3 separate regions of the Homo sapiens genome follow, and all the other regions are linked to region 2. Evidence: chromatin loops called from intact Hi-C (ENCODE). Cell type or tissue: heart left ventricle. All regions are shown on one strand.

Region 1 (8,000 bases), 180 kb after region 2:
ATTTTCAGTGAAAGTTTCATATAAAGCAGCTATCTCCAATAGCCTTGTTCTTTGTTGCTTTGTATGTGGATTGTCTAAGAACGCCAACCTCCAGAATGCAGTACCTTCATAGGTCATCTTGTCCCTAAATCTGCCTTTCTGTCACTGAAACTGCCAGATTTCACAGTACATCTCCTTCTTCCCAGTTGGCTTTTGAAAGTAGCCATCACTAAGATATGGGGTGGGAGATTCTGTTGCTGCCTCAAGAAATGTACGTAATCATTTGTGGTAAAGGGCAAAGTTTCCGACTGATACAGATTTTGCATTTCTATACAAGATGGCAGAAAGTGGAGACAGGGTGATATGCAGATGAAGATTTCCCTACTTCCTTCAAGGCTTGTGACTTTTCACTGTTAATCACATTTTTTACATCTAATTTCATTCTTTTTCTGTTGTAAGAACTCTTCCCTGATTCTAGCAGTAGGTTGAAGGTCATATCTTCCTTTTCATGGGTGCATGAACTTTATTATTTATCTCTTTTACAGGTATCTTAGTAGAAGATTGGGAGGGACTATATCAGGGACTGGTAGCTAGCATTTAAAACAATAACATATGAAACTCCACAACTTAAAGAAGTGCTTTTTCAAGTTGCAAGATGCTTGAAAATTTTGCTTTCTGCAGATATTTTGTGGAAATAAACTCTGCCTTGTAAATATTCATCACAAGTTGCTATTCAAATGATGGAGGCATCAGTATTCCTATAATAGAATCTATGTGTTATGAAAACTGGGTCATTTTAGTGATTAAATAAAATGTAGATACATAAATGATGGTAGGAATTCCAATGACTTCTGTAAAACTTTTTTATACATAAAAACTGCCTGATCACTACCTACTAACAAGGGTCTTAGAACTGAAACAGCTGTTATAAATAACCTAATCTCGGAGTTGCAAATTCATTTGCCTCCAGGGGCCAGACAAGGCAAATGCATGAAGTAGGCTAGTTCCATACTGGAAGGATTGGGAGGGACTAGAGAGAAGTAGAGATAATACTTGTGCTACCAAATCCTTGAGGCATCATTATAGCACAAACCCAGTCTCCCATTATAGAGATGGAACTGAGATCAAAGGATATTAACAGATTTGCCCAAAGTTAGTTGAGTCTGTCTTGACCAGAACTGGGTACATAATTTGCAGAATCCAATGCAAAATAAGATGCTGGGTCCCTTGTTCAACAACTATTAAGAATTTCAAGATGGTAACAAAGCATTAAATCAAGCATGAAGTCTTATGTGACTGCCTAAGTCACACACCCATGAAGATATCCCTGGTTTTAATTTTTGATCTAGAATTTGTACAACAAACAGAAACTTGTTATCACTCTCACCCATAACCATTGAGAGATTAGTAATGGAGATGGAGTTAAAATTAAGTTCTTAACTTTTTTTCTTTTTTTTTTGAGATGGAGTCTCACTCTGTTGCCCAGGCTGGAGTGCAGTGGTGGGATCTCGGCTCACTGCAAGCTCCACCTCCCGGGTTCACGCCATTCTCCTGCCTCAACCTCCTCAAGTAGGTGGGACTATAGACGCCCGCCACTAAGCCTGTCTAATTTTTTGTATTTTTATTAGAGACGGGATTTCACCGTGTTAACCAGGATGATCTCGATCTCCTGACCTTGTGATCCACCTGCCTCAGCCTCCCAAAGTGCTGGGATTACAGGTGTGAGCCAACACGCCCAGCCCTTAACTATTATACTACAATAAGTTAATTGTCTTTTCTTACAAGATAACTTTTTTTTTTTATGATATCAGGAATGCCATTTAGTGACATCCAGCCAACTTTTAAAGGCGTAGCTATTCATACTCGGAAGTACAAGAAATAAAATTGGGAATTTAGTACTAGAGTAAGAGTTTTTTGTAATAAGTATACACACACACACACACACACACACACGCACACATCTTATATTTTAAAAGACTTAAAACATTTCCATCATTTAAAATCAAAAGAAAACTTAAAAATTTTTCTTCATTAGAAGTGAAAGTCACAGCTAGACCATAAGTTTGGCATGGTATAAAATTGTCATTTATAGTTGTAATTTGATTTATTTAGATTCTATATGCCTTCCTTTAGCAACATCCACAAAGATGTTGATATAGTTGTTAAAAGACAAAGTGAAATTCTTACCTAATTTTAAAATATTAACTCTTTTAAAACAAATATGAACTTCAGTTAACTCCAGTTGTTAGTTTTGAATTATTTGTCTGATTCAGATATTATACCTTCATATTACCAAATCATATCCCTTCATGAGTGATAAACAAGAAGAAGTTCACATGTTGGAGAATGAGAAGATGAGCAGTTGGGCAAATATTGCAATTAACAATGAAAAAATTAAGTTATGAATATAATACTCAAAATATTTTCTATAAGCCATGTATACCAGTGTATGGCTTCAGCTAGCACTGAAATTGCTCATTAAGTTTAATCCTTAGTTGAGGTAGGGGGACAAATTTAATTTAATGAACTCTTTTCCCTCCCTTACATATTTCAGTATATGCTGTGAATATATAAACTGAATGTCACAGATTTTTTTTTAACCTTCTACAGGTGGAGATTTTCATTTTACCTTTATGTATTTACCTACGGAGTCAGATTCCTGAAAAAGGTAGGATCTCTCAAACTATTTTACATGATTCTTATGTAAGTGTATGTCTATATCCTGGTTTTTTTTTTTAATGTGTGACTGTAATAATATTTTAGGTAATCATATCAGGCTTCCTAAGAATTATTTGTGCATTTTCATTTGACTTACAAAAATATTTCGGATGTTGCTAAGTCCCATAGTCACTCCAGTGGGTTATTTATTACTTTTCAGGCATTAGGAAGCTTATAAAATCCATCTGATGCTTTGAAAGAAGTTAGAGTTTCTACATCAATCACACAATTTGAAAACATGAATTGTTGCAGCATGTATTACCACTGTACTCTTCACCAGTAGAAATAACTATATATATTATATAATATATATTATATAATATTATGTAAATATATGTAAATATATATTTATATTATATATTATATAAAAATATAATATATAATATATAATATATAAACTATATATTAATATAATATATATAAACTATTATATAAATACATATTAAATATATTATATTTTTAATATTTATATATTAAATATAATATATATTTAATATTTATATATTAAATATATAATATATTTAATATTTATATAATATATAGCATATTTTATATTTATATTATATATAACATTTTATATTTATATTTATATTTATATATATTTAATTTATATTTATATTATATTTATATTTATATTATATATAACATAATTATATATATTTTCATATTGTATATAATAAAGAAATGTATATTTGTTATATATAATATATATTATATAATTTATTATATATTATATAATATATATTATATAATATATATTATATATTATACATTTATTATGTGTTATATAATTATATATTACATATTATATATATAATATCTGTCTCTCTCTCTCTCGCCTAGTTACTAACAGGGCAGCACTAACTGCTGGTGGAAAATTTCATTTCTTTCATAAGATCATTTCCCCTGCTGTTGCTTTTACTATAATCCTGCATGAACTGAGGGACCGAAATCTATGAAAGTAATTCCTTGTGGCTGCTATAGTCTTTCCAGGTTATTTCAGTTCTTACTGGAACTACTGTCGGGTTAGACTCCTTAAATAAAACCCTGTGAAGGCCTATCTTCTCATAGTCGTACACATATTAACAATAGTGATTTGGCATAACATGGGGAATTATTTTTAAAAGTTCTCTATAGTATTAGCCTCCAAAGTGATATCAGTGTTATCTTTATTTATTACAGAATTTTTGTTAAAATTGGGAATGCACCAAATTTCATGCCTTATTAATCTTGTAAATATTGACATGGAAATTTTAAATACATTTAAGATTTTAAAATCTGGGTTATCAAATATTGTCCGCCTGTGGTGAATTCTATTATAAATAGTGGTTGTTTCCCATTATCATATTGTTTTAGAGGATTGTTTTTTACTTGTAGTCTTTTCCTTTGGTAACTGCACTTATTTTCACTTAATAAGACCATATGGCCCAGAGGCCATTTGAATCGATTTAGAAGGATGAGTTTTACTCTGTGGGGTTTCTGTGTATGAAGAAATTCTCAACTGGAGTAAATAAACATGGTTTAAACGGCTTATTTTGGAATTCTGTTCTAGTTTTCAGATTTACTTATCTAGAAAAAATAGAATGACTATAGCGCTTTTGTGCTTATAACTTTACTACCTTGGAAGAGGAAACAGCTTTGGATGGAATTTCAGCTGATGTGGAGGAGGTGTGCTTCATGGGAAGGTCGGGTTGTTAACTAAGGTCAAGGTTTGGAATTCGTGCCTGGTTCTGTTGGTGAGGGGCTTTGTTGGTGAGAAAGGAAAGAGAGGATGAGCACGTTTTTGCTCTTTTCCTTTAGGCCTGCTGGATATAGCCTCTCTAGCTCTCATACGGCAATGCGGTTATCTGTCATCAGAACAGGAAACACTTTGACGCTTAGCTCTGGTTCACTCTGTCCCTAAACAAATGGAATGGAATGAGAATAATTTTTATCCACCAGTCCTCAGTGAGTCTGCACGAGGCAGTAAGAGGAACTGTCAGTAGAGTGTTTCCTTGGAAATTATTTTTTCTTAAACTAGACCAGTTTTATGCCAATTTCCTTTCAACTGCCTCTGGTTATAACAAATGCTTTTTTTTTTTAATAAAAAAAAAAAGGAAAGGAAAGAAGAACTAGACACTGTTCTTCTTGTTGAATTAATTTGTGTGGGAATTTCTTTCTTTAATTCCATCCAAGCAGCACTCAATTTTTGATGAGCTGTGTAGTTTAGTCTTACTCATAATGCGAAGTAGAAATGCATACATAGAATTCATCTGACTGAAATAGCTTTGGAGGACTTCATAAGCCATCTTGTCCAACCCTCTCATTTCACAGCTCAGGAGGCAGAAATCCAGAAGAGGGTAGGTGGCATTCAGAAGGTCACACAGTTTATTAAAGGCTGAACCTGACAAGAAACACATGCTCCTCTTTCTTATTCCAGAGCTCTCTCCAGTTGGCAAGCCTACCCTAACTGCCCTAACCTCAGCATGATTTCTGAGTGACTTCCTTCTTTGGGTAGCAGGCTTGACCTAGCTGAATCATTATTGCTTATTTGTAGAACTTTAAATACTTCTTTTAATGTATATTTTAAAAATATTTTTATTAACTTTCTTGGAATGGACAATATGTTTGCCCAATCTAAACTGAGACAAAAAAAATTAAAGATGCTGCATCAGAAATAATCAAAACAAGGTAATTCAAATCTGTAGAATACCTTAAATTTCAGAAAATAAGAAGCACATAGTTCTATCAATACAGCATAAATTTGTCTTTGTGTTCAGATTCTTCCAAAAAGTACAGTAGGAAAATTCTCATAATACCAGTGTAGTGGATCCATTTTAAGAGGTTAGAGGCTACAGCTGCCTCTTACTTCTAGAATCAAAAATATGGATTATTACATGTGCTGTTAGAAGAATCCCTGACAGCTTGCACTGATCGGTTTTCTTCTGTCTTTAGGTCAAATGAGCCTGTTGTGTCTCATTTTCTATGGTGGTTTAATAAGCACCTATTCTACCCTAAAAAATAGGGAAGTAGACACTACAGAACAACCTTACAGACATGTTAGTGAACTATTCAGTAAAGTTACTGCTGTGTTGGTAGGAAATATTTAAGCAGTTGAAAGTAAGCCTGACAATATAATCTTATTCTATAATTGCTGTATATAAGAGAGTCTGCTCATACTTATAATTAGCAGAGTCAAATACTTTTGTTAAAGAAGACCTAGAAATACTTAAGGTGCTCTGAAGTCCTAGCAGACAGTGTACACATACAAATTAACACATTTTCCTAGGTTCTATTTTTTCTTATAAACTACATGTCTGATCATGTGGGGTTTTTGTTTGTTTGTTTGTTTGTTTTTTGAGATGGAGTCTCGCTCTGCCGCCCAGGCTGGAGTGTAGTGGTGCAATCTTGGCCCACTGCAACCTACCCCTCCTGGGTTCAAACGATTCTTGTGCCTCAGCCTCCCAAGTAGCTGGGATTATATGCCTGTGCCACCATGACAGGCTAATTTTTATATTTTTAGTACAGATGGGATTTCACCATGTTGGCCAGGCTGGTCTCGAACTCCTGACCTCAGGTGATCTGCCTGCCTCGGCCTCCCAAAGTGCTGGGATTATAGGTGTGAGCCACCACACCCGACACATGTGGTACATTTTGTATCACAATTCATTTCGCACACACGCATGTATGTAAAAGAAAAGTTACTCAAGATATACCTATGTCTAATTTCAATATCAGTCAGGGGTCCATAGGAGATAGAAACCCCAGAAGTTAATTTTAGGAGTGACTGTAATATAAAGAATCATTAACCAGAGGGAACCATCAAGCCTGTGTTGCTCAAAGTAAATTGATCTACTGTTTACTACCAGTCTGCAATGAGATAAGAAGCTTGCACCTGAATGTAAAGCAGCTCCTCCTGATTTTTGAAAAAGTCTATCTATGAAGAAAAGTTAGCTGAAAACAGTGTGCTTAGTGATCCAGTTAATTTACCTCGAGTGTAAGCTCCTTATGTTGTTGTGGACTTGTAACAGACATTTCAAGGACTGGGCCTCACCCATTAGCACCCCACTGAGGTATAGTGGAGGTAGTAATAGCAGGAAGGCACTGCCACTGTGAGGACAAGGGGATTACAGAACATAGAGGCTCAAAGGAAGAGCCATGGAGCCAGAGAAGACTTCTGACAAGGGGACACTGACCAGCTGGTGTCCCTGAGGGAGCATGAGGGGCTTGGCTCTGGGAATGTGGAAAAACTACAAATTGGAACCAGCTGCTGCTGCTGGAATGAACTGCTACTGCTGGAGTGAAGATGCACTGCTGGGTGGGTGTGGAGGCAGGGGATGAACGTGATGACAAGAACTAGAAGCAAAACAGAAAGGAGCAAGTCCCATCTTCCTCTTGCAGCCTTCCAGCCTTCCTCAAGTGCTTCTAAGAAGCTAAACTTGGCAAGGCACCAGCTCCTTAAAGCCAGCAGAAGTGCGGCTTGCACAGTCTCTGCTCTGAGACCGGCAGCAGTATCTCAATAACTAGCCCAATTGTCTCATATTGCTGCATTCTGAAATGTACTCTGATAAATCTTATTATAACCTATTTTATTACATTTTTAAAACATGAAGGTTGCCCCATTACATTGACTTCATGACTAACTGCTGGGTGAAAACTTGTGGTTGAGAGTGCCCCGTCAGACTGAGTCCTTTGCCCACTCCCTTAGACTTTCTGAATCCAACCTTAACTAAGGTGCAGCCTTTCATTCTTCATGCGGTGTTCTCAAATTCAACACACAAAGCCACGAAGTGTTCCCTGGTTTCATACTTTGAGATGTTCTCTTTTGTTTATTGCTTAGTTCGGAATCTTTCTGAAATGGGAACAAGATTGTAATTTTTTTTGCCTATTTTGAGACTGAAAATAGAATTTGTCTAGCCATTAGAATATGAGTCCATTTAAGATTTTGTTCTCTGTGTCATTTTAAAAATCTTAAAATTGCTTGGACTATGTTGCTGTTTAAGGAGGCTTTAAATTTGGTTTTAATGAAAATGACCCCCATGAAATACTTCTATAAGAAGTGCACATGATATATAATACTAACATTGGGAAGGGACCCTAAAGATCACCTATCCCAAATTTCCCATTTCAGAAAACAAAAACCAATTTCAGAAAGATGAATTGACTTGCCCGAAGCAAAACTGGAAGCCTGTTTTGCTGTCTTTGGACTGTCTAGGTTAAAAACAATAACAACAACAACAACTTAGATAAGTTTTAAAAAGCTAGCAGTTTAAGTAACTTTTTATTAGTAAATTTACCTTACTAATGAAAACTAAAAGTCACAT
Region 2 (8,000 bases):
AAGCCCTTTCTCATATGTTATCTTATGTGAGCCTCATGACAGTCAGTGACAGAGGCAAGACAGGTACTGTTGATGCACAAATCACACAGGAGGGTATTAACACGCTCTTAGAAACAAAGGAACTTATGGAAGATTCATAGAAAGTACTAAATCCTCCTTTTACTGTCCAACAAAACTCACCCTTCAAAATGTTCCTGAAATCCCACCACCTTCTCAAAGTTGATGAATGGGAGAGCCACATTATCTTAGTTTAGCTCCTATTAGTTTAGCTTCTAAGTTCCAGGGAAGTGTAGTTTCAGGGAAGCAGGAATGAGAGAAAAGGAGAGTGAGATGAGAAAGAGGAGAGGAAATATAAGGGGGTGAATTACTGAGTGGGTCACAATCTTGAAATAAAATGATGAGTTTATATCAGGGGGTGAGTTACTGAGTGGGTCACAATCTTGAAATAAAATGATGGGTTTGTAGCAGGGGGTATTTTCAGAGAGGCTGTTTGAAGCCATTGTGTGTGTCCGAGGGGTGGGGAGGAAAGGAATAAAAATGTACTTACTGTCTTCATTGCCCATGATCAAAGTCAGATCCCAGGGCATTAACTCACCAACAGTATTATACATGCTTGGGGACATAGAAGGAGCTGCTGGAGAGCACAGAAGCCATGGAGTAGGAAGCAAGGTACTATCAGGTCATACAGGAAGGAGTGACATGAGAAACCAGGGGTAGTCACAGAAGAAGTCTGGCTGGCCCAGAAGGCCAGGCTCTGACATGTCATGACATGTCATGACATGACTTTCGGACACAAAGTTGGTGAGAGGTCTTAACAAACCTCTGTCTATGGCCTACGAGAATGCAGCTGGTGCCAAGGCATGTTCCAGTGTTACTGAGAAGCTCACCACATGGTCTAGAGTGGTGATGGCGACTTCTACTCCCAAATGAAGACTCACTTCAATGACACCTCACCTCCCTCACCCCAGAATTGACCAATTCCTTCTTTATGCCCACACTATTCTACACACGAGTCTAACATGGATATATAAATATTTAACACAATTATTCAGATTTTTTTTCTTCTCCTTGAGAAGACTTTTTGGGGTTGGAGTAATGTTGATTCATTTATTCAGTAGTTTATTGAGTATCTACAATGTGCCGGGCAGTTTTTTTTTTTAAGTGCTAGGAATAGAACAGTTGATAAAATAAATACAAATCTTTTAACTTTCTGAAGCTTACATTTTAGTGCATGTCTGTGTGGATGATTGATGAAGATATAGGTACAATATATCTTGTGTTGACGGTGGTAAGTGTCTTGGAGAAAAACAAAGCAAGATAGGAAGAGTGGTGGTGGGGATTGAGGGATGTAGATTAACTAGGGTGGCCAGGGAAGGCTTCAGGGAGAAAATGACATCAGTACAGAGCAAACATGGATGTTCGTGTAAAAAGAGTTCCAGGGACAGAGAAGAGCAAGCACAAAGGCTCTAAGACATAGCTGGTGTGTCCCAGTAAGGGCAGGGTGGCCAGTGTGGACTCAGGCAGAGTGAAGGAGAGAGAAGAGTAAATAAGTCAGAGTTAATACGGAACCAAATATCACAGGTCATTGGAATAATTTGGCTTTCACTTGGGAGGGATGAGGAAGAAGCAGGGTTTTCACCCCAGGGGTGATCTGACAAATTTGCATAGGATCACACTGGCTGAGAATAGACTGTAGAGGGGCAAAGGGTGAAACTGGGAGTTGGGAGGTTACTGGAGTAATGTGAATTAGAAGTATTGGTTGTTTGGACCAAGATGGTAGCAGGGGAGGTGGTGAGAGATGGTGAGATTATGGTTTTAAAATGGTGCTGATGGGATTTGGGATGGATTGGAAAGGAGGTATGAGAGAAAGAGAGAAGGGGAAAAAATGACTCCACATTTTTGGCTTGAGCCAAGACTACAGGAGGAAGAGATTTCAAGGGGAAGATTAATAGTTTGGTCATGAGATAGCTTTTAGACATCTGAGTGGTGGTGTTAAATTGCCAGTGGATTTAAGAGTCAGAAGGTCAGGAAAAAGTTCATGGCTAGAGATATAAATATGGGAGCTATTAGCATGACATTGGAGGGCATACAGATGTCATTAAAAGCCACGAGACTGGATAAAATCACCAAATGAATACATTCAGATAGAAAAGTGAAGAGGAAAAAAGACTGACTCCTAGGCCACTATAACTTCTAGGGGTTAGAAAAGTGAGGAGTAACCAGGAAGGAGACTGAGAAGAAATGGCCATGAAGGAGGAAGAAACCCAGAAGAGTGAGGTTTCTGGAAGCCAAGTCAAGAATGTTTTAAGACACACGACCTGACAACTGGGCCAAATGCTACTGACAGAGGTGTTGTGAACTGCTATGAACTGAATGTGTGTGTCCCCCAAAATTCATATGCTGAAATCCTAGTTCCCAATGTGATAGTATTCAGAGACAGAGTCTTTGGGAGGTAATTAGCTAATGAGGGTAGAACCTTCATGAATGGGATTAGTGCCCTTATAAGAAGATAGGGCACTAATCTGTGTTTCCTCTTTCTGTGCTCTCTGCCATGTGAGGATACACAAGAAAACAGCTGTTTTCAAACCAGGAAGAGGATCCTTGCCAGACACTGGATCTGCCTGCATGTTGATCTTGGACTTCCCTGCCTCCAGAACCGTGAGGAATAAATTCTGCTGTTTAAGCCACCTAGTCTAAGCAGCCTGGACTAAGATAAGAACTGACCTTTGTGTTTAGCAGCATGAAGATCACAGGTGACCTTGGGCAGTTTCAATGCAGCAGAGGAGACAAATGTCCAAATGGAAGTTCAAAAGAAAATGAGGGGAGAGAAATTGGAAGCACCAGTATAGGCCATTCTTCAGTTTCACTTTCAAGAGATAGAGTGGAAAGAGGGGAGGGAAGAGTAAAAGAAACTCCCTCTCTCTGTGTGTGTGTGTGTGTGTGTGTGTGCGGTTATATGCCCACTGGAAAGGTTTAGTATAGCCTACTGGCAGCACCAGGCAGAAAATGAATGTGAGAAAAATGAACAAAAATGCCCCAGAACCATGTATACATGGGCCATGGAATGAATTCACACATGGCTCCTGTATCAATGGGGAAATGCATTGCGGGAGGGAAGGTGCCTGGGTTAGGCCTCACAGGCCTAATGCCTTAAAGGTTTTAGATTCAAAAGGCAGAAATAATGAGCCTGCCGAGTAGCACAGTGGAGGTTCTCATGATGTGCCAGGTCAAAATGTGGTCTAGCAGCCTTTTCAGAGAGGTTAGTTGAGAGGGGTGGTTTTACAGAACGCTGCAGTTGCTATCATCATCATCATCATCATCATCATCGTCATCAAGTAGCAATTAATAATCAAATAGCAATTAAGTGCCTAATTTTTTGTACCACCTCATAAATCAATATAGGGGGGCTTGTTCCCTGGGGGAGCTACTTTGATGAGAAGCAGCAGTATAAAAGACCGGAAAGTCAAAGATTGGGGAAAGGCAGGCGTGGGGCAGAGGCAGAAGGCTCTTGCCAAACCATCCTGCCTCAGTTCCTGATTTTTCACCCTGCCTCTCCAAGCGCGGGAGTGGAGGATCCTTTCCCTCCCACTTCCTCCTTTGCTCTTTACCCCTCCCCCTCCCCCCCCCTTTTTTTTTTTTTGCTGTCCTCCTGGAGCAGGGCTGGTTCTGAAGCTTGGCGGCAGCCCCTACCTGCTGACCCACCGCCTCCGGGCGCACGGGAAGAGGACTGAGAGCCCTGAAACCCCAGCGGGGCAGGAGCCAGCATTCTGAGCATGTGCGAGCCAGCCAGGGGGCTAGGGCGGATTTGGGGGGTCGACTTTAGGTCGTCGCCCTAAGCGCAAAGCGAAAGAGCGGTGAGAGCAGGGGCGGGCGACACTCCCCGGAGCGGTGCCCCTGCGCCCAGGGCGCAGCGACTGCGCCCTGCCCTGCGGGTGTGGGCGAGTTGGCCGCGTGTGTGCCTCGCTGTTTGACGCGAAGACGAGCCAATCAGGGCGGGCGGCCCGAGCTGCCATGTGACGGGCAAGGCGGCCCCTTTCCCCAGCGCGGCCAGAGGGAGGAGAGAACCGGGGCTCGCCGCGAGCCTTCGAGAGCAGCGGCCGCGGAGGAGGCGGCGGCGGCGGGCGGGAGCAGCGGCGGCGGCGGCACAGGCTCGGGGCCAGCCGGGCGCGCATCCCCGGGCGCCCTGCGCGGTGGAGAGCTTGGCGGGCTGCGGGTGCCGCAGGACAGGAGTGGACAAAGCAAGATGGCAGGGATCTTAGCCTGGTTCTGGAACGAGAGGTTTTGGCTCCCGCACAATGTCACCTGGGCGGACCTGAAGAACACGGAGGAGGCCACCTTCCCGCAGGCTGAGGACCTCTATCTCGCTTTTCCCCTGGCCTTCTGTATCTTCATGGTGCGGCTCATCTTCGAGAGGTAAGAAGGGCTGAAGCCCCTCCTCCCCTCCCCCTGCGCACACACACGCGCGCACACACTCGCGCGCTCTCTGGCGCACGCCCCCGCGCCCCCAACGCTCGCGTTCACGCCTCCCAACCTTTGTGTTCGGGGAGGGGTTGCTGACCCCCCTGCCCCGCTGGCTTTCTGGGAGCCAGAAAGGGTCTGGCTTGCCACGGATTTCCTCCCGGGCGCCGGGGAGGAGCCGCGGAGCGTTAGGGTCGCCCCCTGCCCTCCTCCTGGGCCCTGCTCTCCTCCCGGCAAGGGCAGGCGAACAAAGGTGAGCGGTGGTCGGGCTCAGGACCCGCCGCATTCCGCGGGGCTCGCCCCTCTCCGCCGGCGCGCCACGCAAGGCTGCCAGGCAGGGCTTCCCGCCGGGGCCCGCGCCACCCACCTGACAGCCAGGAACGTTCCGGACGCGCGGCCCGGAGGGAGGAGGAACCGCGCACACTTCAATCTTTATGCTCCGGCACACGGATTGTAGGGGTTGTGCTTCAAAAGAATTCGCCAGGGACTTCCTGGCTTCTGGTCGCTGTTTGGTTTTTATCCGTGAAACTATCAGGCCCACAGTCCTGGCAAATAGGGGATAATAGCATTTCAGGTTATTAGCGGTTTCTTTAAAAGAGGATGTGACAGGACGGGTCCACATCCTGCAAAATGGTGATATTAAACTGATAACCCTGTCCTGTGAATAATCATAAACTTCTTTTTTGGTACTCGAAGGCACTTAAAATTTTGAGGAATTGTCATGCAATTGTATAGTTCCTCGGTTTGGTTGGATATCTCCATTGTGTCACATACAAACTTGTGTTATTCTCATGGAATTCGTTTTCGTCGCGAAACTAGATTGTGCCTGCCATGCATTCTCTGGGTGCTACTGAAAGAAAACCAGGACAGCAGCACACTTTTTTTTTCGTAACAGAAAATATTATCTTCCCCTTTCTTGTACCCTCCCCTTCCTCTGCCCAATTCATCAGTAAAGGCTGAATTTCTTAGATCACAAAGTAGAGTTTAGATTGCATTTCTCGCTTCCACTCCGCCTTTCTTCCCCGCCTTCAACTCACCTTGGTTTTGTTTCTTAAGCTTTTGCTGGTACCTCATTTGCTGTTCCTCTTTGCCTGAAAACGACTGTTGAGGGTGGCAGAACGCGTCTTTTGAGTCATTTGCTGCTGGACGAGGCAACAAAGCTTCATGGGGACAAAAAGTATCTTTTGTCTCAGGAAGGTATATTTTTCACCGGACAGTATTGTTGCTTGAAAACGAAGTCAGCTGTTCGCCTGCAGAAATTGACATGCACAAAGCAACAGACTTTAAGACCTATGTTTAAATTATTGGAATCTAATACAGATGTGTCATTGATCCTATACAAAAAAGGATCAAAAAAGTCACAGCAGTGCTGTGAAAAAATGGGTGTGTTTGCAGGTGTAGAGTTACCTCTAGAGCAAATGTTTGGTTACAGAAAATATGAACTCTATACAGTTTTGCAGGCTCTCCAAAAACAAGCAGACTCAGGGATAGCAGGTTTGCTCTATGTTGGCACATAGTAGGGGATCTACACACAATTGCTGAATTATGATAAATTGTGTCTGATAAATTCTGGCTGGGCTCACTTTTAGATAGATAATGCATTTGAAAGAGATGTGCAGTCTTATGTGTTGGAGAACAAAAGCATGATCTGTGCACAAACAGCCGAATTTTCCTGACATCCTCCTTCTCTATGCTGATTCCAGGCTGTTCACTGTGTTTAAAAAAATTAAGTTGTTAGAATGGAGATGGCTTTGTACTTAGATTGTCTCTGCCTCTAAAAAGATAAACACTAATGTGATAGTTGAAAACTGGAAGTTCATTTTTCCTCTTTCTAAACATTTTTTATTTTCTTTCTTTTTTTCCATAATCCCATGACTCGACTTAGAGTTTACATAGAGGGGTGAGCTGCTTTCAATTGTCAGTCACAGCAAATGTCCTCATATTGATATAAAGTGAGTTGGTCAGTTTCCTTCAGGCCATTGATCTAAGTAGAAGAGATTTAATGGCCTGTATGGAAAGTGAAAGTTTATGGTTAATGTTCAGAATAATAATCCAATATGGCACATATGTCACAGAATGCTACTGACTTTTGGAAGACTATCTACTTTGTTTCTTCCTATGATAGCTCTGTCTTTAACCATTCAGACCTTCTCAATTCTCTGAAAATCCACAATTTAGTTGTATCTAGAGTTAGAAGTTCTGCATGTTTCTCCTCTTCTCAAACCTAAATGACATATTCTGGGATCCAACCTGTGACCTTCATCTCAGTAGCATCCATCAAGGGCCTGAATCAATAAAACAGAACCATTCAGTATTATCACTGCTACAACTCACATTCAATGGCCTTCTAGCATTTTGTATATACATCCTTTTCTTTTGCAGTATTCTATAATGTATACGATGATTTTAAAAGCCTGTTGTGAATCCCTTTGTAGAATGAAATGCTTTTGTAATAGGAATAATTCTCTCAAGATTCTTCTCTTTGTATGCTTTGTCATTTATTTCAAAGCTGAGACCATACCTAAGAAATACCCGATTATCCAAGTCTTTATTTTACATTAAGTGAAGTCAGTAATGTCCTTGTTGAGGCTAAAATCGTGAATTTGAATGCCTTCTTCTCAGTCTTAGGTATTTCTCTCTACTAAGAGAAACATCAAAGAATTGACTGAAATGGGCTTTGCCCAGTTAAACAGTCCTTTCTTTTTATTTTCATCCCGGCTGTTGTGGTGTGGATAGTGGAGGCATTGGTAGCCAGAACATGTCACTTTATGACAGCATATGGACAGCAATATGGAAGCCCAGCATGGTTGGTAAAAAATGGGGCAGCCTAAGGTCAATGACTTTTGGCTGAGTCTGTGAAGATCTCAAAGCTTGGTGGTTTTTAGCATAGCCTTTATACCATACTTAACTCCGGGTAAGGACCAGGACCACTGTAGCGACCAATTGATTGACAGAGTAAAGTATGTGGGTTTTTTTTTTTCCCCCAACTGGGCTGATTCTCTTAGAATAAAAATTGTATACCATTATATTATGTTAACTTGATCACAAAGAACAAAATGTTATTTATTAATAATATAGCATTGTCATCTGTTTGATGAATTTTCTTGATTTAATGCTTGTTTAGATTCAGTAAGCCATTCTCAGGAACTATAATAAATGCTTCTTCCAACTTCACTTTTTCAAAAATGTGTTTTGCTGTGGTATTTATAAATGTGGAAATTGTGCTGAATCTCTTTAGAAATAAAAATTCTTTGAGTTATTGTTACAAATGTTAACTTTAATGCTGTGGATTTAGGAGAGATGCAGGAAGTATAGATCGGGAATCAGAACACTCAAATTCTAGTCAAAACTTACACTGGGGCAGCCTCCTAATTTATCTCTGTTTATTTTCTCATTTATGTGTTGAGGCAAATGGCCTTTGTAACTTATTGTTTTCACCCTCCTGATTCTTTGATTCCTGTGGATCATCTGTGCTTGAAAATTACTAATTATTATCTGATGAAACTTTGAAGCGGCTGAATGTCTTTTTTTTTTCTTTTCTT
Region 3 (8,000 bases), 190 kb after region 2:
TTTTATAAAATTTTCTGTAAAGAGCATTGAGAAGCCTTTCCTCATGTTGTTGCTGCATTGTGTTTAGGCTGTGTCTTGAGAGAATGGCATTTCAGATTGACAGCTTTCTTCAGGCTGTGAGGTATACAGACTTTAGGACTTCATAAAGCTGAAGTATAGATTTTTGGGGAAGATATTGGGGATTCCTTGAACTCCAAGAGCAAATGGTGGCTGCTGCATTCTGAGTTCTTGCTCTTTTGTAATTATACAAGAGTTTCTGGATTTGGTGTTTTATAAAACCATAAATCTTATTTTTTCAGCTCACTTGATAACATAGCAACTTTGTAGAAACTCTAGAAATAAAAAAAAAAGAACGCATGTCAGAGTCTACCAAAATAACACTCACTTAAATATGATTTTCATTATTAGACAGTCCCCTGAAGGCATAGACTTCTACTCAAAAGTTTAGAGTTGAACTTGACTATGAAAAACATTGGTCTAATTTATATGCTGTGACAAAACTAGCTTTACAGGCTTCCTTTGGCCGGAGGCAGTGCCTGAGAAGGGAGTTGCATTAGTATTCACCTCCTGTTTCTACCATGGGAAATAGAAAACTAGTAACTCCCAGAAGATTCAGGTAATTTGATAGGAAGTATTGATCCATGTATCAAAATCTGTACCTGCACATTCACTCTGCATTAGCTGAACCATCATCAGAGACCTCTCTGACACAGAAAGAAAAATGATTTACTGAATTTAGCGAGGAAAGCATTACTCAAGTGTGTTTTTTCTAAAATCTGAAAGCTAATGGCGTTCACATACCATGATCACCATAATAGAACATTTTCCTCATCAACAACAATAATGAAACAAACCAGATGTTCTTTACTTAAGAACAGCTTTCTGGGGGAAGTAATGAGATGTTCTACTTCTGCTTGTGAAGCCAGTGTTCTTTCCCAGCAGGGAAGGGCCTCATCTTGTCTGGGTGTGTTTGGGATGGGGGTGGGGTGCTTAGGACAAGTACTTGATGTGGAGCAGAGCAGCAGGAATTCCGATTGGACCAGCTCATGCTCTGATTATAGCTCTGTGTGTGGTTCCAGGGGAACTCTAGTTCAGGGAGTATCTGGTACTGGGTCTGCTGTCAGGTGGGACAAATGGCTTAGTGTTTGTGCTTTGTTTTGTTTATGTTTGCCTCCCTTCTCATTTATTAATGCACATGAGAATAGGCCTGCTTGACAGGGGCCGTTGCTGTCATTGCTTAGGATTTATTAGTCAAAAATCTGGTGATACTAGTTATCTTGGAATGACTATTCCAAAGCACAGACAAGGTGACCATTTTGTGCCCAAGAAATGTAGGCTTCCACAAGGAAGTGAAGAGTGAAAAGGATAAAGTAACTTTTTCCCTCATAGAAATTAATCTATATTGATAGAGGTAGTTTTACCTGAGTGGGGTAAAGAGAGACTGCTGGAGTGAGTGCTGGCAATGTTCTCGATATGGATAGTGATGTAAGTATTTACATATCTAGACATACATCAAATTTCTGTGCCCTTAGGACCGTGTACTTTACCTTAACAACTTAATAACGTCTGTTAATCCTATAGCTGCCATACAAAGCAGTCCCTGCATGTTGCTGAATGGAAATGTGGGCATAAAGCATTCAAGTAGGAAAAGCTGGGATTTAAAGGGTGTTCCATTCCTGGCTATTTCCAAAGAGCTTCTGTTCATACTGGTGGGAGATACTGATCTCTGTTCATTTGTTCATTCTTTCTTTAAGAATCTGTTGAGCACCCATCCTATGACAGCAGTGATTGTGGGCACCATGGATGAAACAGTCTGAGACACTAACCTTGTGGTGCCAAGGCTATTATTGCTCTTTTCCCTGGTATCATCAGTAACATGGGAGCCTAATTCAATTTAGCAGACATTTATTAAGCATCGATGCACAAGACATGGTGTCAGATGTAGGAAGCTATGGCTCCTGCCTTCAGGGATTTTGTAATCTAGCAGAGAAGTTAAGCTTTGTCTAAAAATACTTATATAATATGAGGCTTTGTGATAAGTGGAATGTTGCATTAAGGAGATGGGACATTTTAGCCAAAGAAGGCTGAGTTTTCCTGCTTGTCCTCATTCTAAAAGATACCTGGTGTTTGTGTGGAAAGGGCTTCCTCACTTTCCTTCTCCTTGACCTTAATATATAGTCTCTCATCTTATTAACTCATTCTGTACCACTAACCCATGTCTTGTCTGTATTCTCTTTCCATCTTCCTCCATATACCCAGAGTGGTGACTGAGTGGAGTTGGGAACTAAAGATGATGGTGGAGAGTCATTTCAGATCTTTCCTCCATCCCTTGGCCCAATCCACCCATGGATTGCTGTAAAATTACATCCTTAATCCTGGCCAGCAGAACTTAACCACCAGATGTTGATGTCACTATTCCTTCATTACCATTTAACCCTTTCACAGACGACATGATTGCTCAGACCACTTGTCCTTCCCAGCCGCCCCATTTCACCCTTCTCTGCACCACTTGCCTTACTTTCAAATACCAGATGAGTATTACTGTACCGGAAATGTCATTTTTTTAGACGTGTCTTTCAATTAAACTGATTGTAATCAGTTTAACCGATTTGTTCTTGAGAGTTCTTCCCTGGCTTCCCATAGAAACTGCACGGAACAAAGTCCCCAGCTTTTCCTCTGGACGTTAGCAACTTTGACAAAGGCAAATGAAGCATAAAACTGTCACCTAGTCTTTAGACTTCCCACTGCCCCACATATTCCTGTCCCAGGCAGCTGGATGCATGGCTTCCTCAGGGTTTGCTAATGTAGCATCACGTACATAGAATGACCGTCCTCACCTTTACCTAAAACCTACCGGCCCAGGTTCTTTGTGGATCCCCTCACCATTGAACACCTATAATGTTAAGCCCTTTAAATCTCTATTGTATAGGTTGGAAGGTTGTTTTGCATATATGTAAAGCACCTTGTTTCGTCCCTGAGCCACGAGAGGTGTTCAATAAATAGGAATTATCATTATTACCATACGGTATAATTCAGTACTTAAGTATGAAGTATCATGTCTGAGTGCTTTCATATCAAATTTATTTCCATCCAGTTTTGTAAGCTGCTCACAGCAGGGCCTCATACCCCGCATGAATCTCCTATAGCACTTGATATCCAGCCAAATAGATGGTTCATACTTGAGTAATGGAATAAAAAAAAAAAAGCCACTTTGCTATTTTGTAATAATTTTGTTAAAAATTTTTTGGGGAAAACAACTTTAATGACTAAAATCAAGTATGGTATAGTAATTAAGTGAGAATTCTCATTATCTCTTGTTACCCCATTTCCCATTACTTTGCCTTTTTAAAAAATGTATGTGGAATTAGCAGTAAAAATGATCTACTGTAGGCAGGGGGCAGTGGCACACACCATAATCCCAGGTCTTTGGGAGACTGAGGCAGGCATATCACTTGAGCCCAGGAGTTTGAGACCAACCTAGGCAATGTGACAAAACGCCGTCTCTACAAAAAAATATAAAAATTAGCCAGACACTGTGGCTGAGGCGGGCAGGTCTATTGAGCCCAGGAGGTTGAAGCAGCAGTGAGCTATGATCGTGCCACTGCACTCCAGCCTGGGAGACAGAATGAGACCCTGTCTCAAAAACACAAAAAAGATCTACCCTCAGAATGTTAGTTCTGAATAGTTGGTTAGTTGGGAATTTTCCAGTATTTTTGTCTTTTGTCTTGTGTTTAAAGGAGAGTGTGTGTGTACATACACATATACATGTGTGATCTGGTTAGTGAAGCTGTGGTGGCTGATATCCAGGGTCCCATCACTAAGAAGTGAGTGAAGGATGCTTCATGATGTCTCCATTACTACAATGTTAACAGAGTAATCAGGGAGTATCAGACTGACTCTTGGGCCCTCAAAATGGAAGATCAGGTATTCTTGCCTCTCCCTGGCACAGCACAAGCTTTCCTGGTAGTATAATGAAAGTTGCAGAATGGAGCATAACCATTTTAGCATTTCACTTGCCCTCTCTTTCCAGCGTACAGTAAAGGCCTATATTGCTTAGGAGCATTAATTGATAATATTCTAGGAATTGTGCTTATAATGACTTACATACTAGAGGACACTTAGTGAAAACAGCATAAGAAATGTATTCTGTTTCCACAGCTAATAGCCTTGTTGTGAATTGTCAGGATCTACTTTGTGGATGCATGTTCCTCTCCATAGCAGACCCTTGATTAGGGGGTTAAGAGTAAATGATGTGGTATCATAACACAGTTTCTTAATAGGATGCATGATGTTCAGTATTGGCGGAAGAGTTATATTTGGCACTAGCTATTAGATCCGAATGGGCGGAGGTAATAACTATACCGCAGTGTTCTGCCCACGTGTGTGTATGTGCATGCATCACTGCTATCTGAAGCATGAAGCAAGAACTAGCTCTGTTTACTTTGTTCCTCCTAATCACAGCCCCTTCCATCCTCACCTCAATTTTTACTTAAGCTAGTACTTGAAGCTATAAAGAAATTGATAAAGTGATACTTCGCTAATTAGTTTGATTTCTTGTGAATTATAAAAAAAACTGTAAAAACAAAATCACCAAATGCTATGGGATACAACTTGAGTGAGGCCCTATAAACCTAATTTATAATTTTGTTGTTGTTGTTGTCGGGTGGGGCTAGGCAGGAAAATGATTCCCCACTTACCTTTTCTTATTAGCCAGTTGTTTGACTTTAGAGAATGGACTCCTCTAGTTGATTTCTATGTAGTACAAGAAGTGTTGATAGCATGATGTTTTGTCAAAGACTAGCAAGATTCTGATTACTGAATGCTACCACCAAAAATGCACCATTCTATACATCACTTATTATAACTATTGTAGCCCTTTAGATGGGAGTGTAGAAACTAAAAATAGAGTTTACGTCTTGATACCAGTTGATCATTATTGCCATCTCCCTCAGGAGGGAGAATTCCTTTCCTTGCGTTTTTCGGCTCACAGTGGCTGCCTGTATTCCTTGGCTCATGGCAGCTTCTTCCATCTTCAAAATCTATCACTCTAATCTCTACTTCTGTCATCAGTTCGCCTTCTCTTTTGTAGTCAAACCTCCCTCTGTCTCCTTTCTATACGCCCGGATAATTTCTTCATCTCGAGGTCCAGAATCACATCTGCAGTTTCTTTTGCCATATAAGGTAACATTCACAAGTTCCAGAATTTAAGATGTGGATATCTTTGGGTGCCATTATTCAGCCTACCATACCATGCCGGTCTCCTACTGGTGTCTCCTGATCTCTGAGAAGGCATTCGCTAGTATATCCAGAGGGAAATGCCATTTTGTTAAGAACTGATATAGCATAAAAATCTTTCTGTGGAAAGGTCACATATTCTTTATCCTTAAACAGCTTACAGGCTAATAGGAGATATGACTTGCTTGCAAGTATTTTTGGCATCAGGCAGCACATGGTAAGTGCTGTAGTGATGATGAAAATAGATGTCTAGGATTACAGAAGGGGGAGGGAGGATTTCAGATAGGGTGCTCAGGGAAGTCTGAACTGAGCATGTGACTGAGGATGAAGGAAGCTTCAGCTCAGGAAGATGAAGAAAGGAGGTGAAGGGGAATAATAGAAAGTGGTAAGTCTGGAATGTGGGAAGAGTTGTGTTTGGGGATGGGGAAGAGAGGAGGCAGCAGATATGAGAATGATGAGAGGCAAGTGAGGCAGATGAACAAAGGTGGGGTCAAGCATTCAACTTCTGTTTAGTAGGGAAAGCATAAAGAAATGACAGATGATTGAGCTGGAGAAAGGAAAGCTGGTCACAGTGTGCAGAATGAATTAAAATTCACAAAGACTGGAGGCAAGGAGATCTGTGTTAGCCACTGCAGCAGCCATGCTCCTTGTTGTCCCTGGCATTGGTCCACATGCAGGTGAAACAGCTTCTTGTGTATCACTTGGAGATTTTGTTAGGCATACCCAAGAAAAGTCAGCTGACAGCCAGTTTCAGGCAGGTAAACCATTTCCTCCTTGTTAGGAAGACTTACCAGGCACTGAAGAGGTAAGACTGAACTTAAAAAGAGAAAGAAGAGATAAGCAACATGTTCTCAACGTATTAAAAGTAACTTCTAGGCTGGGCGCGGTGGCTCATGCCTGTAATCCCAGCACTTTGGGAGGCCAAGATGGGCAGATCACGAGGTCAGGAGTTTGAGACCAGCCTGACCAACATGGGGAAACCCCGTCTCTATTAAAAATACAAAAATTAGGCAGGCATGGTGGTGCACACTTGTAATCCCAGCTACTCAGGAGGCTGAGGCAGGAGAATTTCTTGAACCCGGGGGCGGAGGTTGCAGTGAGCCGAGATCACACCACTGCACTCCAGCCTGGGTGACAGAGCGAGACTGCATCTTAAAAAAAAAAAAAAAAAAAAAAAAAAATATATATATATATATATATATATATAGAGAGAGAGAGAGAGAGAGAGAGAGAGAGAGAGAGAGAGAGAGAGAGTAACTTCTAAAAGGGGAGAAAAGACAGAGGGGAATTTTTTAAAAGATTTATTCTGTTCTCCCTCCATCCCACCTTACCCAAGAAGAATGACTACTCACTAACTGGCAAAACTGTGGGGTTTTTTGTGATTTCCTTTTCCCACAGAGATGAGAAAGCACTTTTTCATTTAGAGTCTCTAACTTAGCAGGAGAGGGGCGAAAAGAGGTACATCCATATTTTAATGAAGATAATGAATATAGTTTTTTGAGTTTGTTTTTGGAGAGGGAGAGAAAACCCTGTTCCTTATTTTGCCTTTTTAAAAAAGTTATGCTTAGTATAAAATAAAAATAATTTTATTTAAAAAAATCTTTTAACTTATATTTTAGGTTTGGGGCTACATGTGAAGGTTTGTTACAGAGGTAAACTCATTATCACAGGGGTTTGTTGTATAGATTATTTCATCACCCAGGTATTAAGCCCAGTACCCAATAGTTATCTTTTCTGCTCCTCTCCTTCCTCCCACCCACCACCGTCAGGGAGGCCCCACTGTCTGTTGTTTCCTTCCTTGTGTTCATAAGTTGTCATCACTTAGCTTCCACCTATAAGTGAGAAGATGTGGTATTTGGTTTTCTGTTTCTGTGTTAGTTTGCTAAAGATAATGATCTCCAGGTCCATCCATATTCCCACAAAAGACATGCTCTTGTTCTTTTTTCTGGCTGCATTGTATTCCTTGGTGTATACAAACCACATTTTCTTTATCCAGTCTGTCATTGATGGCTATTTTGGTTGATTCCATGTCTTTGCTATTGCAAATAGGGCTGCAGTGAACGTTCACATGCATGTGTTTTTATGGTGGAATGATTCATATTCCTCTGGGTATATACCCAGTAATGGGATTGCTGGGTTAAATGGTAGTTCTGCTTTTAGCTGTTTGAGGAATTGCCATACTGCTTTCCACAATGGTTTAACTAATTTGCACTCCCATCAACAGTGTGTAAGTGTTCCCCTTTCTCTGAAACTTTGCCAGCATCTGTTACTTGTTGACTTTTCAAAAACAGCTATTCTGACTGGTGTGAGATGGTATCTCATCATGGTTTTTATTTGCATTTCTCTAACCATCAGCAATATTGAGCTTTTTTTTTCATATGCTTGTTGGCCACATGTGTGTCTTCTTTTGAAAAGTGCCTGTTGATTTTCTTTGCCCACTTTTTAATGGGGTTGCTTTTCTCTTGTAAATTTGTTTAATTCCTTATAGATCCTGCATATTAGACCTCTGTCAGATGCATAGTTTGCAAATATTTTCTCCCATTCTATAGGTTGTTTGTTTACTCTGCTGATATTTTCTTTTGCTGTGCAGAAGCTCTTAAGTTAATTAGATCCCACTTGTCAAGTTTTGCTTTTGTTGCGATTGCTTTTGGTATCTTCGTCATGAAATCTTTGTGTGTTCCTGTGTCCAGGATGGTATCACCTACGTTGTTTTCCAGGGTTTTTATAGTTTTGTGTTTTGCATTTAAGTCTTTAATCTATCTTGA

What was found. Peaks named below come from ENCODE experiments on the same cell type or tissue, not always from the same donor. Only the 100,000 strongest peaks of a DNase experiment are listed, where the experiment ranks them.
Region 1: it touches region 2 in a loop (6-fold over the local background); 23 of 110 quality-filtered maps call a loop at or near these places.
Region 3: a loop joins it to region 2, with 2.8 times the contacts of the local background. A loop is called at or near these places in 20 of 110 quality-filtered maps.

Annotation. Positions count from the first base shown.
Region 1 is chr2:168,628,396-168,636,395 of GRCh38, forward strand. It overlaps CERS6 (ceramide synthase 6), which reads left to right. Exons shown (of 10, transcript NM_203463.3): 4 at 2,590-2,647. Among named protein-coding and RNA genes, the nearest start is that of MIR4774, 49 kb to the left of the region's middle. RefSeq lists an enhancer at 7,021-7,150. In heart left ventricle, no CTCF peak of the experiment used is centred here; a DNase peak (open chromatin) is centred at 6,936; H3K27ac peaks cover 4,252 bases.
Region 2 is chr2:168,452,206-168,460,205 of GRCh38, forward strand. It overlaps CERS6 (ceramide synthase 6), which reads left to right and starts at 4,067. Exons shown (of 10, transcript NM_203463.3): 1 at 4,067-4,413. The coding sequence starts at 4,244. It overlaps LOC102724081 (a long non-coding RNA gene), which reads right to left. Exons shown (of 4, transcript XR_002959433.2): 1 at 4,826-8,000. RefSeq lists silencers at 3,659-3,878, 3,909-3,998, 4,119-4,248, 4,699-4,758. In heart left ventricle, CTCF peaks have their summits at 3,860 and 4,062; DNase peaks (open chromatin) are centred at 3,546, 4,016, 4,506 and 4,796; H3K4me3 peaks cover 3,432 bases; H3K27ac peaks cover 1,800 bases.
Region 3 is chr2:168,638,702-168,646,701 of GRCh38, forward strand. The region is part of intron 4 of CERS6 (ceramide synthase 6); the gene reads left to right. Among named protein-coding and RNA genes, the nearest start is that of MIR4774, 60 kb to the left of the region's middle. In heart left ventricle, no CTCF peak of the experiment used is centred here; no DNase peak of the experiment used is centred here; H3K27ac peaks cover 5,795 bases.